Linked DNA regions of Homo sapiens: region 2 is linked to region 1. Evidence: chromatin contacts called from ENCODE Hi-C or POLR2A ChIA-PET data. All regions are on one chromosome and are shown on one strand. The core of a region is the stretch at or near the end of the contact, and the rest is flanking DNA. Distances in the headings are between cores, read along the strand shown. Region 1 holds the start of SMG8 (SMG8 nonsense mediated mRNA decay factor). Region 2 holds the start of RPS6KB1 (ribosomal protein S6 kinase B1).

Region 1 (7,954 bases), core at 5,324-7,823:
TGATCCACCCATCTCAGCCTCCCAAAGTGCTGAGATTACAGGCGTGAGCCACCACGCCCGGCCAGAGATCCACATCTATATTTATAACACATTTATGGATGAAAATTAAACAGGTGTCCGGGTGCGGTTACTCATGCCTGTAATCCGAGCACTTGTGGAGGCCGAGGCAGGCGGATTACTTGAGGTCAGGACTTCGAAACCAGCCTGGCCAACATGGTGAAATCCCATCTCTACTAAAAATACAAAATTAGCCAGGTGTGGTGTCACGCACCTGTAGTCCCAGTTACTTGAACCTGGGAGGCAGAGGTTGCAGTGAGCCGAGATTGCAACACTGCCACTCCAGCCTGGGTGACAGAGCAAGAGACCCTGTCTCAAAAAAAAAAAAAAAAAATTAAATGGGTAGTGACGTTAAGAGATATATATCAGCTTCTAGTAAAAGTTTTTTTTTTTAAACCTGCTAGCTACATTTACATTATGTAAAAATAAAGGGAATAATCACTGAGAATAAAGCAGTTGAGTATTTATAACAATAATATTTTATGGGGCGCTTATAATGTTTATAATATTGTAAACCACTGTGTACTCTATTCATTTAATGCTAAATGACTTGACCATTCTTGTGGGATAAGAGATCATTAAAAAAATGCTAGGGCCGGGCACCATGGCTCACGCCTGTAATCCCAGGACTTTAGGAGGCCAAGGCAGGTGGATGACTTGAGCTCAGGAGTTTGAGACCAGCCTGGGCAACATGATGAAAACTCCGTCTCTACCAAAAATCAAAAAAATTAGCCAGGTGTGATGTTGTGTGCCTGTAGTCCCAGCTACTTGTGAGGCTGAGGTGGGAGGATGGTTTGGGCCCCGGAGGTAGAGGTTGCAGTGAGCTGAGATTGTGCCACTGTATTCCATCCTGGGCAACAGAGCCAGACCCTGCCTCAAAAAAAAAAAAAAAAAAAAAAAAGGCCTGGCACAGTGGCTCACGCCTGTAATCCCAGCACTTTGGGAGGCTGAGGCGGGCAAAACACTTGAGGTCAGACGTTTGAGACCAGCCTGGCCAACATGGTGAAACCCCGTCTCTACCAAAAATAAAAATAAAAATTATCCAGGCGTGGTGGCATGTGCCTATAGCCCCAGCTACTCAGGAAGCTAAAGCACGAGAATTATGTGCATCCTGGAGGTGAAGGTTGCAGTGAGCCAAGATCACACCACTCCACTCCAGTCTGGACAACAGAGTGAGACCCTGTGTCAAAAAAAAAAAAAAGAAAGAAAGAAAGAAAAAATGCTTTATGGCCCAGTGCAGTGGCTCACACCTATAATCCTAGCACTTTGGGAGGCTAAGGCAGGAGGATTGCTTGAGGCCAAGAGTTCAAAACAAGCCTGGGCAACATTGCAAGACCCCAACTCTACAAAAAACGAAAAATTAGCCGGGAGCGGTGATGTGTGCCTGTAGTCCCAGCTACTCAGGAGACTGAGGTGGGAGAATCACTTGAGCCTGGGAGGTTGAGGCTGCAGTGAGCTGTGTTTATACCACTGCACTCCAGCCTGCTGGGTAACAGAGCAAGACTCCATCTCAAAAAGAAAAGAAAAAATGCTTTGCTACATAATGAGGCCAGGCAAAAAAAAAAAAGTCCTGTGGAAATCATATAGACAAACATTTGCAAAGCTGCTACTGCCATTGTACCAGTGTTAAACTGTGTTCTACCTTGCATCTTTTACTGATTTTTATGACAGATTTTATATTGTAACCATTCGAGAACTCTGTAAGTGCTATGGCTTCCTTAAACTACGATTTATCATATGCTCCCGGTGTTTACTTTGAGACTGAATGGCAACCAGAGAATGTAAACAACCAAGGTGCATCTGGTTATGTTTTAAAATAAAGATTAATAAAAGTTTTGGTTTTTCTCTTTCTAACCTTCTTTTTAAACTAGAAATATAATACCTATAGAAAAGTAAATGTTGGCCGGGTGCGGTGGCTCATGCCTATAATCCCAGCACTTTGGGAGGCCGAGGCAGGCAGATCACCTGAGGTCAAGAGTTCGAGACCAGTCTGGCCAACATGGTGAAACCCTGTCTCTACTAAAAATACAAAAATTAGCCGGGCATAGTGGCAGACACCTGTAATCCCAGCTACTGGGAAGGCTGAGCCAGAATGGCTTGAACCTGGGAGGCAGAGGTTGCAGTGAGCCGAGATCGCCCCATTGCACTCCAGCTTGAGCAACAAGAGCGAAACTGTCTCAAAAAAAAAAAAAAAGTATATGTTAAGTATAGAAAAATATATAAATTAAAAAATTATAGGCTTGGGGGCCAGGCACAGTGGCTCACACCTGTAATCCCAGCACTTTGGGAGGCCGAGGTGGGTGTATCACTTGAGGTCAGGAGTTTGAGACCAGCCTGGCCAACATGGTGAAACCCCGTCTCTACCAAAAAAAATATATAAAAATTATCTGGGTGTGGTGGCATGTGCCTATAGTCTCAGCTTCTCAGAAGACTGAGGCGTGAGAATCACTTGAACGATGGAAGTGGAGGTTGCAGTGAGCTGAGATCACACTACTGCACTACAGTCTGGGCAACAGAGTGAGACCTTGTCTCAAAAAAAAAAGAAAGAAAAAGAAAAATGCTTTATGGCCCAGTGCAGTGGCTCACACCTATAATCCTAGCACTTTGGGAGGCTAAGGCAGGAGGTTCGCTTGAGGCCAAGAGTTCAAAACAAGCCTGGGCAACACTGCAAGACCCCAACTCTACAAAAAACGAAAAATTAGCCGGGAGCGGTGATGTGTGCCTGTAGTCCCAGCTACTCAGGAGACTGAGGTGGAAGAATCACTTGAGCCCGGGAGGTTGAGGCTGCAGTGAGCTGTGTTTATACCACTGCACTCCAGCCTGCTGGGTAACAGAGCAAGACTCCATCTCAAAAAGAAAAGAAAAAATGCTTTGCTACATAATGAGGCCAGGCAAAAAAAAAAAGTCCTGTGGAAATCATATAGACAAACATTTGCAAAGCTGCTACTGCCATTGTACCAGTGTTAAAATGTGTTCTACCTTGCATCTTTTACTGATTTTTATGACAGATTTTATATTGTAACCATTTGAGAACTCTGTAAGTGCTATGGCTTCCTTAAACTACGATTTATCATATGCTCCCAGTGTTTACTTTGAGACTGAATGGCAACCAGAGAATGTAAACAACCAAGGTGCATCTGGTTATGTTTTAAAATAAAGATTAATAAAAGTTTTGGTTTTTCTCTTTCTAACCTTCTTTTTAAACTAGAAATATAATACCTATAGAAAAGTAAATGTTGGCCGGGTGCGGTGGCTCATGCCTATAATCCCAGCACTTTGGGAGGCCGAGGCAGGCAGATCACCTGAGGTCAAGAGTTCGAGACCAGTCTGGCCAACATGGTGAAACCCTGTCTCTACTAAAAATACAAAAATTAGCCGGGCATAGTGGCAGACACCTGTAATCCCAGCTACTGGGAAGGCTGAGCCAGAATGGCTTGAACCTGGGAGGCAAAGGTTGCAGTGAGCCGAGATCGCCCCATTGTACTCCAGCTTGAGCAACAAGAGCGAAACTGTCTCAAAAAAAAAAAAAGTATATGTTAAGTATAGAAAAATATATAAATTAAAAAATTATAGGCTTGGGGGCCAGGCACAGTGGCTCACACCTGTAATCCCAGCACTTTGGGAGGCTGAGGTGGGAGGATCACTTGAGGCCAAGAGTTTGAAACCAGTATGGGCAACATTGCAAGACCCTGTCTCTACAAAAAACAAAAAATTAGCCGGGCATGGTGGCATGTGCCTGTAGTCCCAGCTACTCGGGAGACTGAGGTGGGAGAATCACTTGAGTCCAGGAGGTTGAGGCTCCAGCGAGCAGTGTTCATACCACCTGCACTCCAGCCTGCTGGGTGACAGAGCAAGATGCTGTCTCAAAAAAAAAAAAAAAAAAAAAAGAAAGAAAAAAGAAAAATGCTTTGCTATATAACGAAGCCAGGCAGGAAAAAAAAGTCCATATAGATAAACATTTGCAAAGCTGCTACTGCCATTGTACAGTGTTAAAATGTGTTCTACCTTGCATCTTTAAATAAAGATTAATAAAAGTTTTGGTTTTTCCCTTTTTAACCTTTTTTTTTAACTAGAAATAATAATACCTATAGAAAAGTATATATTGGCCGGGCGCAGTGGCTCACGCCTGTAATCCCAGCACTTTGGGAGCCCAAGGCAGGTGGATCATGAGGTCAGAAGATCAAGACCATCCTGGCTAACACGGTGAAACCTGGTCTCTACTAAAAATACAAAAAATTAGCCGGGCGTGGTGGCAGGCGCCTGTAGTCCCAGCTACTTGGGAGGCTGAGGCAGGAGAATGGCATGAACCCGGGAGGCAGAGCTTGCAGGGAGCTGAGATCACGCCACTGCACTCCAGCCTGGGCAACAGAGTGAGACTCTGTCTCAAAAAAACAAAAAAGTATATAGTAAGTATAGAAAATATATGAATTAAAAAATCAATGCCGAGCGTGATGGCTCAAACCTATAATCCCAGCACTTTGGGAGGCCGGGGTGGGCAGATCACCTGGGGTTGGAAGTTCGAGACCAGCCTGGCTAACGTGGGGAAACCCCATCTCTACTAAAAATACAAGTTTAGGTGGGCGTGGTGGTACGTGCTTGTAATCCCAGCTACTTGGGAGGCTGAGGCAGAAGAATTGCTTGAGGAGACGGAGACAGGGAATAGGAGATGGAGGTTGCCGTGATCCCAGATAGCACCACTGCACTTCAGCCTGGGTGACAGAGTGAGACTCTGTCTCACAAAAAAAAAAAAAAAAAATTTTAGGCCGGAGGCGAGGTGTGGTGGCTGACACCTGTAATCCCAGCACTTTGGGAGGCCGAGGTGGGTGGATGATGTGAGGTCGGGAGTTCGAGACCAGCCTGGCCAACATGGTGAAACACCATCTCTACTAAAAATACAAAAATTAGCCGCCCATGGTGGTGCACCTGTAATCCCAGCTCCTTGGGAGGCTGAGGCAGTAGAATCACTTGAACCTGGGAGGTGGAGTTTGCAGTGAGCTTAGATTGCACCACTGTACTCCACTCTGGGCAACAGAGCAAGACTCTGTCTCAAAATATATATAATATATATTATTATGTATATATATAATATATATTATTATGTATATGTGTAATATATATTATTATGTATATATATAATATATATATTATATCATAATCCCTTCCCTCACTAAGTAATCACTGACCTACTTGGTACAATAAATATTTCCTTGCTTTTAGTAAGAACACACCCCTAAATGCAATGGTTTATTTTGCTTGCTTTTGAACTCTATAGAAATAAAATCAGGCCTGGCGCAGTGGCTCTCGCCTGTAATCCCACCACTTTGGGAGGCCGAGGCGGGCAGATCATGAGATCAGGAGATTGAGACTATCCTGGCCAACATGGTGAAATCCTGTCTCTATTAAAAATACAAAAGTTAGCTGGGTGTGGTCTCACGCACCTGTAATCCCAGCTACTTGGGAGGCTGAGGCAAGAGAATCACTTGCACCGGGGAGCCGGAGGTTGCAGTGAGTCGAGATCGCGCCACTGAACTCTAGCCTGGCCACAGAGCAAGACTGCATCTCCAAAAAAAAAAAAAAAAAAAAAAAAAAATAGAATTATAGGGTATATACACTTTTGTTTCTGATTTCTTTCAATCAACATTTATTTTAAAGATTCAGTCATGTTATTGTATAGTGCTATAGATAATTTTTTTAGATTCAAAGATTTTTATTTTTTACAAAACCCCAGAATAATAAACGTTATAATTATACATTTAAATCTGGTTGTAAGTTTTATCCTGGCAGCTATTTGTCAATATGCCTTCTAGTTAGAGAGGTTCTGCAAGTTATAATTTACATACAAAGATATTTCGCAATTTTTTTTTTTTTTGAGACGGAGTCTCACTCTGTCGCCCAGGCTGGAGTGCAGCGGGGTGATCTCGGCTCACTGCAACCTCCACCTCCTGGTTCGAGCAATTCTCCTGCCTCAGCCTCCTGAGCAGCTGGAACTACAGGTATGCGCCACCACGCCTAATTTTTGCTTTTTTTTTTTTTTTTTTTTTTTTTTTTAGACGGTTTTCGCTCTTGTTGCCCAGGCTGGAGTGCAATGGTGTGATCTCGGTTCACTGCAACTTCCGCCTCCCGGGTTCAAGCGATTGTCCTGCCTCAGCCTCCCGAGTAGCTGGGATTACAGGCGCCCGCCACCACGCCCGGCTAATTTTCGTATTTTTAGTAGAGATGGGGTTTCACCATGTTGGCCAGCCTGGTCTCGAACTCCTGACTTCAGGTGATCCGCCCGCCTTGGCCTCCCAAAGTGCTAGGATTACAGGCGTGAGCCACCGCAGTAGTCCCAGTTTTGTTTTGTTTTTTTGTTTTTTGTTTTTGATATCTCAATTCCTACAGTTGAGGAAACAAACTAGGAGAGGAGAAGAGGAGGCGGAACTCAAGTGACGGGAAAGCAGGAACTGAAGAAGCGGAGGAAGGATTTCAAAATTGGACGAAAGCCGGTCGGTTTTACTAACGGACCGGAAGGACTCTAGAGAACGCTCTGCACTATGGCTGGTCCCGTGAGCTTGCGAGACCTTCTAATGGGAGCATCAGCCTGGATGGGCTCTGAAAGTCCCGGAGGGTCCCCTACTGAGGGCGGAGGGAGCGCGGCTGGCGGACCGGAGCCTCCATGGCGGGAGGATGAGATCTGCGTTGTGGGAATCTTCGGCAAGACGGCTCTACGCCTGAATTCCGAGAAGTTCTCTCTTGTGAATACGGTGTGCGACCGACAGGTCTTTCCTCTCTTTCGCCACCAAGATCCTGGGGATCCAGGACCTGGAATCAGAACTGAGGCTGGCGCCGTGGGTGAGGCCGGTGGAGCCGAGGACCCTGGGGCTGCAGCCGGGGGTTCAGTTCGGGGAAGTGGAGCTGTCGCGGAAGGTAACCGAACTGAGGCAGGCTCCCAGGACTACAGCCTTCTGCAGGCCTACTACAGTCAGGAAAGCAAAGTTCTGTATCTTCTCCTCACCTCCATCTGTGACAATTCACAGCTTCTCCGGGCTTGTCGGGCTCTTCAGAGCGGGGAAGCTGGAGGTGGACTCTCTTTACCTCATGCAGAAGCACACGAGTTCTGGAAGCATCAAGAGAAGCTGCAGTGCCTCAGTCTCCTTTACCTATTCTCTGTCTGTCATATCTTGCTTCTGGTCCATCCCACTTGTTCCTTTGATATCACTTATGATCGAGTATTCAGAGCCCTGGATGGGCTGAGACAGAAGGTCCTGCCGCTCCTTAAAACAGCCATTAAGGATTGTCCAGTTGGCAAAGACTGGAAGCTAAACTGCCGACCTTGCCCACCTAGACTCCTTTTCCTCTTTCAACTCAATGGAGCCCTCAAGGTAGAACCTCCTCGGAACCAAGACCCAGCTCATCCAGACAAGCCCAAGAAACATTCTCCCAAAAGGAGGCTGCAGCATGCCCTGGAGGACCAGATCTATAGAATCTTCCGGAAGAGTCGTGTCTTGACTAATCAGAGCATCAACTGCCTCTTTACTGTGCCTGCCAACCAAGCTTTCGTGTACATAGTACCGGGAAGCCAGGAGGAGGACCCAGTAGGTATGTTGCTGGACCAACTTAGGAGTCATTGTACTGTGAAGGACCCGGAATCTTTGCTGGTGCCTGCACCCCTTTCTGGGCCTAGGCGATACCAGGTGATGAGGCAGCACAGCCGACAACAACTTTCCTTTCACATTGACAGCAGCAGTTCCAGTTCTTCAGGCCAGCTAGTGGATTTCACTCTTCGGGAATTCCTATGGCAGCATGTGGAGCTAGTTCTAAGCAAGAAAGGTTTCGATGACAGTGTGGGCAGGAACCCACAGCCTTCCCATTTTGAACTTCCTACTTATCAGAAGTGGATCTCAGCAGCTTCAAAACT
Region 2 (7,954 bases), core at 3,964-6,463, 680 kb after region 1:
AGTGAGACACTGTGCCCAGCTGTTAGATGTCTTTTTTTTTTTTTTGAGATGGAGTCTCGCTCTGTCCCGCAGGCTGGAGTGCAGTGGTGCGATCTCAGCTCACTGCAAGCTCCGCCTCCTGGGTTCACGCCATTCTCCTGCCTCAGCATCCCAAGTAGCTGGGACTACAGGCACCCGCCACCACGCCTGGCTAATTTTTTTGTATTTTTAGTAGAGACGGGATTTTACTGTGTTAGCCAGGATGGTCTCGATCTCCTGACCTCATGATTCGCCCGCCTCGACCTCCCAAAGTGCTGGGATTATAGGCATGAGCCACTGCACCCGGCCGATGTCTTTTTAAACACAGCAGTACGGAGGATGGATGTGATAGACAGTAGACTCCAGGCAAGGAATCCTAAAAGGAGTGTCTTGAGACAGTCCAGGTAAGAAAGAACAAAAGCCAGACTAAAGCAAGTCAGTGAAGGTGGAAAGGGAAGAACAGTTTCAAGGAGTATATAGGAGGTCAAATAAGCAGATCTTGTTTGATGGTATGTATGCAGCAAGAGCACAAGGAACAATAATGAATGCCTTGGGAATAGAGATGTTGAGTTTCAGGTTCATATGAGAGATGTGGGTGGAGATATCCACTAATCTGTCTAGAGCTTTTAAGAGAGGCTGGGCTAGAGGTCTGAAAGTCACAGGTGTAATAAATGTAGCAAACTATGACAGTGAAGTTGCCCAGAGAGAACTATGCAAGTGAGGACAGGGGAGATGCAACAACTGGAGAAGAAAAGTGGGGTGACTAGGAGAAGGAGGTTCAAGGAGAGAGTTGTTTTTTGTCTTTTTTTTTTCTTTTTTGAGACGGAGTTTCGCTCTTGTCACCTAGGCTGGAGTACAATGGCACACTCTCCGACTCCCGGGTTCAAGCGATTCTCCTGCCTCAGCCTCCCAAGTAGCTGGGATTACAGGCACGCACCACTACGCTCGGCTAATTTTTGTATTTTTAGTACAGATGGGGTTTCACCACGTTGGCCAGGCTGGTCTCGAACTCCTGACCTCAGGTGATTCACCCACCTCGGCCTCCCAAAGTGTTGGGATTACAGGGATGAGCCACCATGCCTGGCTTTTTTTTTTTTTTTTTTTTTTTGAGACGGCATCTCGCTCTATTTCCCAGGCTGGAGTGCAGTGGCGAGATCTCGGCTCACTGCAACCCCCCTCCCGGGTTCAAGTGATTCTCCTGCCTCACCCTCCCGAATAACTGGGATTACAGGTATGTGCCACCATGTCCGGCTAATTTTTGTATTTTTAGTCGAGACGGGGTTTTACCCTGTTGGCCAGGCTGGTCTCTAACTCCTGACCTCAAGTGATCTGCCTGCCTTGGCCTCCCAAAGTGCTGGGATTATAGGCGTGAGCCACTGCGCCCTGCTGGAAAGAGTTTTTATACGTTACTGTTATCAAACGCAGTAGAGGAGTAAAGTGAATTAAGAAAAGAAAGAGAGGCTGGGCACAGTGGCTCACGCCTGTAATCCCAGCACTTTGGGAAGCTGAGGTGGGCAGATCATTTGAGGTCAGGAGTTCGAGACCAGCCTGACCAACATGGTAAAACCCCATCTCTACTAAAAATACAAAAAAATTAGTTGGGCGTGGTGGCGCATGCCTGTAGTCCCAGCTACTCATGAGGCTGAGGCAGGAGAATTGCTTCAACCTGGTAGTCGGAGGTTGCAGTGAGCCAAGATCGCACCACTGCACTCCAGTCTGGGTGACAGAGCTAGACTCTGTCTCAAAAAAAAAAAAAAAAAAAGAAAAAGAAAAAGAAAGAGAGCCTGTAATCCCATCACTTTGGGAGGCCAAGGCAGGCGGATCACTTGAGATCAGGCATTCGAGACCAGCCTGGCCAACATGGCAAAACCCTGTCTCTACTAAAAATACAAAAATTAGCCAGACATGGTCGTGGGCACCTGTAATTCCAGCTACTTGGGAGGCTGAGGCAGGAGAATTGCTTGAACACGGGAGGTGGAGGTTACAGTGAGCCAAGATCACATCACTGCACTTCAGCCCGGGTGACAGAGCGAGACTCTCTCAAAAAAAAAAAAAAAAAAAAGAGAGACAGAGAAAAGAAAGAGCCAGGCATGGTGGCATGCACCTGCAGTCCCAGCTACTCAGGAGACCTGTGAATAGCCACCGCACTCCAGCTTGGGCAACATAGTGTAGTAAGAACCTGTCTCTACAAGAAAAAGAAAAAAAGAAAAGAAAAACAGTAGTTGGATCTGGTGATTCGGAGGTCACTGGAAACTTTTCTTAGAGCAGCTTCAATGATGCTATGTGGGGCAGAAGCAGGATCATAGGTGGTTAAGCAGGGTCCTTTTATTTTTTTTGGAGATGGAGTCTCGCTCTGTCACCAGGCTGGAGGGCAGTGGTGCGGTCTCGGCTCACTGCAACCTCTGCCTCCTGGGTTCAAGTGATTCTCCTGCCTCAGCCTCCCGAGTAGCTGGGATTACAGGCACATGCCACCACGCCCAGCTAATTTTTGTATTTTTAGTAGAGATGGGGTTTCACCATGTTGGTCAGGCTGGTCTTGAACTCCTGACCTTGTGATCCACTCGCCTCGGCCTCTCAAAGTGCTGGGATTACAGGCGTGAGCCACCACGCCCAGCCAGCAGGGTCCTCTTTTGAGAATCTTAGATGAAAGGCAAAGAGATAAGAAGAAGAAAGCCAGTCAATAGATGAGTTTTGTTTGGTTGGTTTTAAATTGGTGAGATCTGAGCATGCAGAAGGGAAAATGCCACTGGAAAAGCAAAGATTATTAACATAGAAATGAAAAGCAAAAACAAAGTAATTCCCTAGTGAGATGGGAAGGAATGGGGTTTAAAAACCATGTGGAAGGCCTGGCTTTGAAGGGGTTGGTTAGATCAGAGTAAAGGAGAGGACTGTGGGCCACACCTACCTCCATTCTCCTCCTCACTGAAGAATCTTTCTTTGCAAGATGCTTGATATGCCTCATTCTCTCTCATAGAGCAGAGTCCCTGGGAACTGTGTGAGTCACTAAGCAAAGCATCAAAAACTTCAAAACCAATCTGATTGCCACACTGACCAAGTTGCACTGTTACAATTGACATGCTGAGCCACAAACTAGGTGTATTACCTCTAAAAACAACCTGTAATCGAAAAAAATACGCTTTGAGAACCACTACATTACTAATAAGAACAAATAAAATGCCATGTATGTTAATTATACATCAATAAAAAGTCTTTTTTCCCCCCTGAGACGGAGTCTTGTTCTGTCACCCAGGCTAGAGTGCAGTGGCATGTTCTCGGCTTAATGCAACCTCCGCCTCCCAGGTTCAAGCGATTCTCCTGCCTCAGCCTCCCGAGTAGCTGGGATTACAGGCACGTGCCACCACGCCTGGCTAATTTTTGTATTCTTAGTAGAGATGGGGTTTCACCATGTTGGCCAGGTTGGTCTTGAACTCTTGACCTCGTGATCCACCTCCACCTACCTCAGCCTCCCAAAGTGCTGGGATTACAGGCTTGAGCCACCACGCCCGGCCCAAAAAGTCATTTTAAAATGCCACATACGTATATAATATTGGAGATAGAACAGCTGTGTTGTCTAAGGAGCTAGTCATTCAAGGAAGTTCTCATACTCTCTACATGGTTTTGGGATTTGTGATTTACTGTACCTGAATCCATTCATACACAGCTCAATAGTTTCCAAAATCTGATTTGTAATCACTTTTTTCCTAAACATATGTTTAAAACAAAACATTCTCCTCAGTTGAGGAGTGATAAAAGAAAAAAAGAGGCTGGGTGCGTGGCTCACACCTGTAATCCCAGCATTTTGGGAGGCTGAGTTGGGAGAATCACGTGAGCCTGGCTGTTCCAGACCTGGTCAACATGGCAAAACCCTGTTTGTACAAAAAATACAACCATTAGCTTGGCGTGGTGGTGTGCGCCTGCAGTCCCAGCTACTCGGGAGGCTGAGGTGGGAGGATCCCCTGAGCCTGGGAGGTCCAGGCTGCAGTGAGCCAAGATCTTGCCACCGCACTCCAGCCTGGGTGACAAAGTGACATCCTCCTGTCTCCAGAAAAAAAAAAAATTAAAATTAAAAAAATAAAAACAAGACAAAACAAATGCTGATTGAAGAAATTAGTAGTACCACCCTTCACACCACATGAACATGTAGAACACAGAAGTGTGCTCAACATTGTACATTCAATTAACATTAATTTTCTCTCTTCTAAATAATAGCTTACGCTTTCTCCACTAGTCTAGCCTGGTAACTTTAGTAAGACCTGTAAGAAAGATTTTGTGTTTAGCTCAGGTAGGACAGCAAGAAAGATGCAGCTTGGAGAAAGAAAACCAGATGAAATATTAACCGGGCGCAATGGCTCATGCCTGTAATCCCAGTACTTTGGGAGGCCGAGGCGGGAGGATCACCTGAGCCCAGGGATTCCAGACCAGCCTGGGCAACACAGCGAGACCCTGTCTCCATTTGAAAAAGAAAGAAAGCAAAAGAAACATTAGAGCAGTTCCTCATTATTTTTACCTAGGAAAAGACAAGTTTTGATAAAGACTTCACATCAGGTCTATGCAGCACTGGAAATGAGCCGTGGGTTGTGAGACAGACTCTGTGCTTAAAATGTCAAACCGGCAAAGTAGGTTTATTATTATCCTCATTTTACAGATAAGGAAACTGAGGCTCTGAAAGGTTATTGACTTTTCCAAGGCCACAGAACTAGTAAAGAGCAAAGCCAAAAGGTCCCCCGTTCCCCACGGGCCCCAGGAGTTCTCCACACGTAACCCGACTCACCGCCAGACGCCGACCAGCGCTTCTGTCCGGTTCAAACTTCGGACCAACCTACTCACCATGCGCATGCTCACTTTCAAAACGAAAAACTTACTGAGAACAAATGCGCATGTTCCATAAACGGAGAGTTTTGTTGTGTATATATTTTTTCCTATTCAGAAAGATTAATTACGCATGTTCAATTTCAATTTACGAACTTCAGATATGGTACGCATGCTCACTGTCCACCGAACGCTCCAGCTGACAATGCGCATGCTCTAGTCCTCCAAGCGCGACTTCGGCTGGTGTTTTGCGCATGTTTCTGCCAGCGCCTGGATCCTGCCGATAGTTCTGCGCATGTCCACTGCCCACTGTTTGGCTTCACGGAACCCTGTACGCATGCTCCTACGCTGAACTTTAGGAGCCAGTCTAAGGCCTAGGCGCAGACGCACTGAGCCTAAGCAGCCGGTGATGGCGGCAGCGGCTGTGGTGGCTGCGGCGGGTCCGGGCCCATGAGGCGACGAAGGAGGCGGGACGGCTTTTACCCAGCCCCGGACTTCCGAGACAGGGAAGCTGAGGACATGGCAGGAGTGTTTGACATAGACCTGGACCAGCCAGAGGACGCGGGCTCTGAGGATGAGCTGGAGGAGGGGGTGAGGCCCGGGGTCCCCGGGGGCCCGAGGTGACAGGGCCGGGGCGGCGGCGCGGGCTCAGGAAGCGCGGTGTGTCCTAGAGCGTGGAGACCCAGGGGGGCTCCTGAGGAGCTGAGGGTCGCGCGGCCTGAGACAGGGGAGCGGGCGGGGCGGTCATGGCCCTAGGTGTGAGGCCTCTGCGGGGCTCGCAGGTGCAGGTCGCACCCTTAGCCCCAGGTCAGCGCAGCCCCGAGCGATCTGAAGAGGGAAAGAGAACGGGCGCGTGGTCGATTCCTCGAGCTGTTGGACTTGAGTGTGGCGGGGAGCGGGTGGCGTGAGCGTGTGTTGGGGAGACGGGGGCTGCTCTTGCTGGGTGTCCCGTAAGTGCAGGCGAAGTGTGGAGGGTTTCCCTTCGAGTCTAGAATTTCAAGTATTGAATCTTCAGACCTCCCACAACCACCTCTCTTCTCGGCCTGTCGCTTCTCTCCTAGGAAGCGCTCAGCTGTTAGAAGTGACAGCTGAAAACTTCTGTCGGGAGTAGCACTGCCGCTGCTGTTACAGCCACCAGGAGTTTTATTTCGGGAGCAAGGGGGCTCTGCTGCATCTTCCAATCTTCCAGGGTTTGTTTGTTTGCTTTTTTTTTTTTACCCCCTTCCGTGTGACTTTTTAAAATAAGCATTTATAAGGACACACGGCACTTGTAACCTTTCCCCAAGTTGAAGATGTCTGTATTTTTTTCAGAATAATTAATGTAATTTTGAGGTGGAAAAAAAAACCAAAAACCAGTTGACAGCCTTGATTTAGCTTGCCAGAAATAAGTTGCCTGAACAGAGACTTGTGAATGGTGGTATGAGGGCTTTCCTTGCTGTAATTTAGGGTGCTAAATTTAGAATTGTATTTCCTAATGCATAGCTTGGTTTCACCCTGCTGGCTTAGTGGTTTGTTAATCTTTATGGAATAACTTTTTTTTTCCCTAGATAAATTTATCAAAAAATGACAAATTGCACCTGAAGTTCAAAAATGTTGTCATACTAAATCACTGATCCTGGACCAAATGATCATCAGTTGATAACCTCTTGGTAGTTTAGCATCTAAATTCCAATGTCTAGTTGAATACATGGGTTAATGACGTCAGATGTTTGCTCTAATTACACAGGGGCTTCCTTTCCCTTGCCTCACCCTCAGTTTTTCTCCTCTGGCACCTGCCCTACTGTTGACAAAAGATTGAGATGATGTATATAAAGAATTTTGAACACTTTAAGAAACTAAGTGGCCTAAAATAATACTGTTCTTCTTGTTTGTTTCTTTTGTTTTGTTTTGAGTTGGGTCTCACTCTATCACCCAGACTGGAGTGCAATGGTGCGATCTCAGCTCACTGCAATCTCAGCCTCCTGGGTTTAAGCGATTGTCATGGCTCAGCCTCCCAAGTAGCTAGGATTACAGGCATGCGCCACCACATCTGGCTAATTTTTGTATTTTTAGTAGAGACAGGGTTTCACCATATTGGCCAGGCTGTTCTCGGACTCCTGACCTCAAATGATCCACCAGCCTCGGCCTCCCAAAATGCTGGGATTATAGGCATAAACCACCATACCTGACCAATACTGTTCTTTTCATAATCAAATAAGACTAAATCAAAATCACACGGTTTAGAAAGTGGGTATTGAGTTGTGTGCTTTTTCTTTTCTTTTCTTTTCTTTTCTTTCTTTCTGGTTTTTTTGTTTTGTTTTGTTTTTGAGACAGTCTTGCTCTGTCACCCAGGCTGGAATGCAGTGGCGTGATCTCAGCTCACTGCAACCTCTGCCTCCTGGGTTCAAGCGATTCTCCTGCCTCAGCCTCCTGAGTAGCTGGGACTACAGGCGCGTGCCACCACACCTGGCTAATTTTTTGTATTTTTAGTAGAGATGGAGTTTCACTGTGTTAGCCAGGATGGTCACGATCTCTTGACCTCGTAATCTGCCCGCCTCGGCCTCCCAAAGTGCTAGGATTACAGGTGTGAGCCACTGCGCCTGGCTTTTTTTTTTTTTTTTTTTTTGAGACAGGGTCTTCCTCTGTCACCCAGGCTGGAGTGCAGTGGTGCGATCTCGGCTCACTGCAGCCTCTGCCTCCCAGGTTCAAGCGATTCTCCTACCTCAGCCTCCCAAGTAGCTGGGATTACAGGGGCGCGCCACATCACCTGGCTACTTTTTTTGTATTTTAGTAGAGATGGGGTTTCACCATGTGGCCCAGGCTGGTCTTGAACATCTGACCTCAGGTGATCACCTGCCTCAGTCTCCCAAAGTGCTGGGATTACAGGTGTGAGCCACCCCACCAGGCTTTTTACTTTATTTTATTTTAATTTTTTTTGAGATGGAGTCTCACTGTGTAGCCCAAGCTGGAATGCAGTGGCCTGATCTCGGCTCACTGCAGCCTCCGCCTCCTGAGCTCAAGCGATTCTCGTGCCTCAGCCTTCCGAGTAGCTGGGACTACAGGCGCGCACCACCATGCCTGGCTAATTGTTTGTATTTTAGTAGAGATGGGGTTTCACCATGTTGCCCAGGGTGGGCCTGAACTCCTG

What was found. Hi-C counts contacts between places; a loop is a spot of excess contacts on that map. ChIA-PET counts read pairs that join two places held with the same protein, here RNA polymerase II (POLR2A). Pooled maps may share reads with other maps.
Region 2: a loop to region 1 is called in a pooled map, with 4 times the contacts of the local background. The contact joins the promoter of RPS6KB1 here to the promoter of SMG8 in region 1. A Hi-C loop is called at or near these places in 1 of 168 maps with a recorded cell type or tissue (CD8-positive, alpha-beta T cell) and 9 of 50 pooled maps. POLR2A ChIA-PET finds 5 or more read pairs at or near these places in 1 of 52 experiments (endothelial cell of umbilical vein).

What each region holds. Positions count from the first base shown.
Region 1 is chr17:59,203,462-59,211,415 of GRCh38, forward strand. SMG8 (SMG8 nonsense mediated mRNA decay factor) reads left to right here and starts at 6,574. Exons shown (of 4, transcript NM_018149.7): 1 at 6,574-7,954. The coding sequence starts at 6,591. PRR11 (proline rich 11) reads left to right here. Exons shown (of 10, transcript NM_018304.4): 10 at 1-3,248. RefSeq lists an enhancer at 6,383-6,452.
Region 2 is chr17:59,887,908-59,895,861 of GRCh38, forward strand. It overlaps RPS6KB1 (ribosomal protein S6 kinase B1), which reads left to right and starts at 5,214. Exons shown (of 15, transcript NM_003161.4): 1 at 5,214-5,418. The coding sequence starts at 5,278. TUBD1 (tubulin delta 1) reads right to left here and starts at 5,036. Exons shown (of 9, transcript NM_016261.4): 1 at 4,790-5,036; 2 at 2,924-3,134. The coding sequence starts at 3,095. RefSeq lists an enhancer at 4,962-5,241 and a silencer at 5,432-5,631.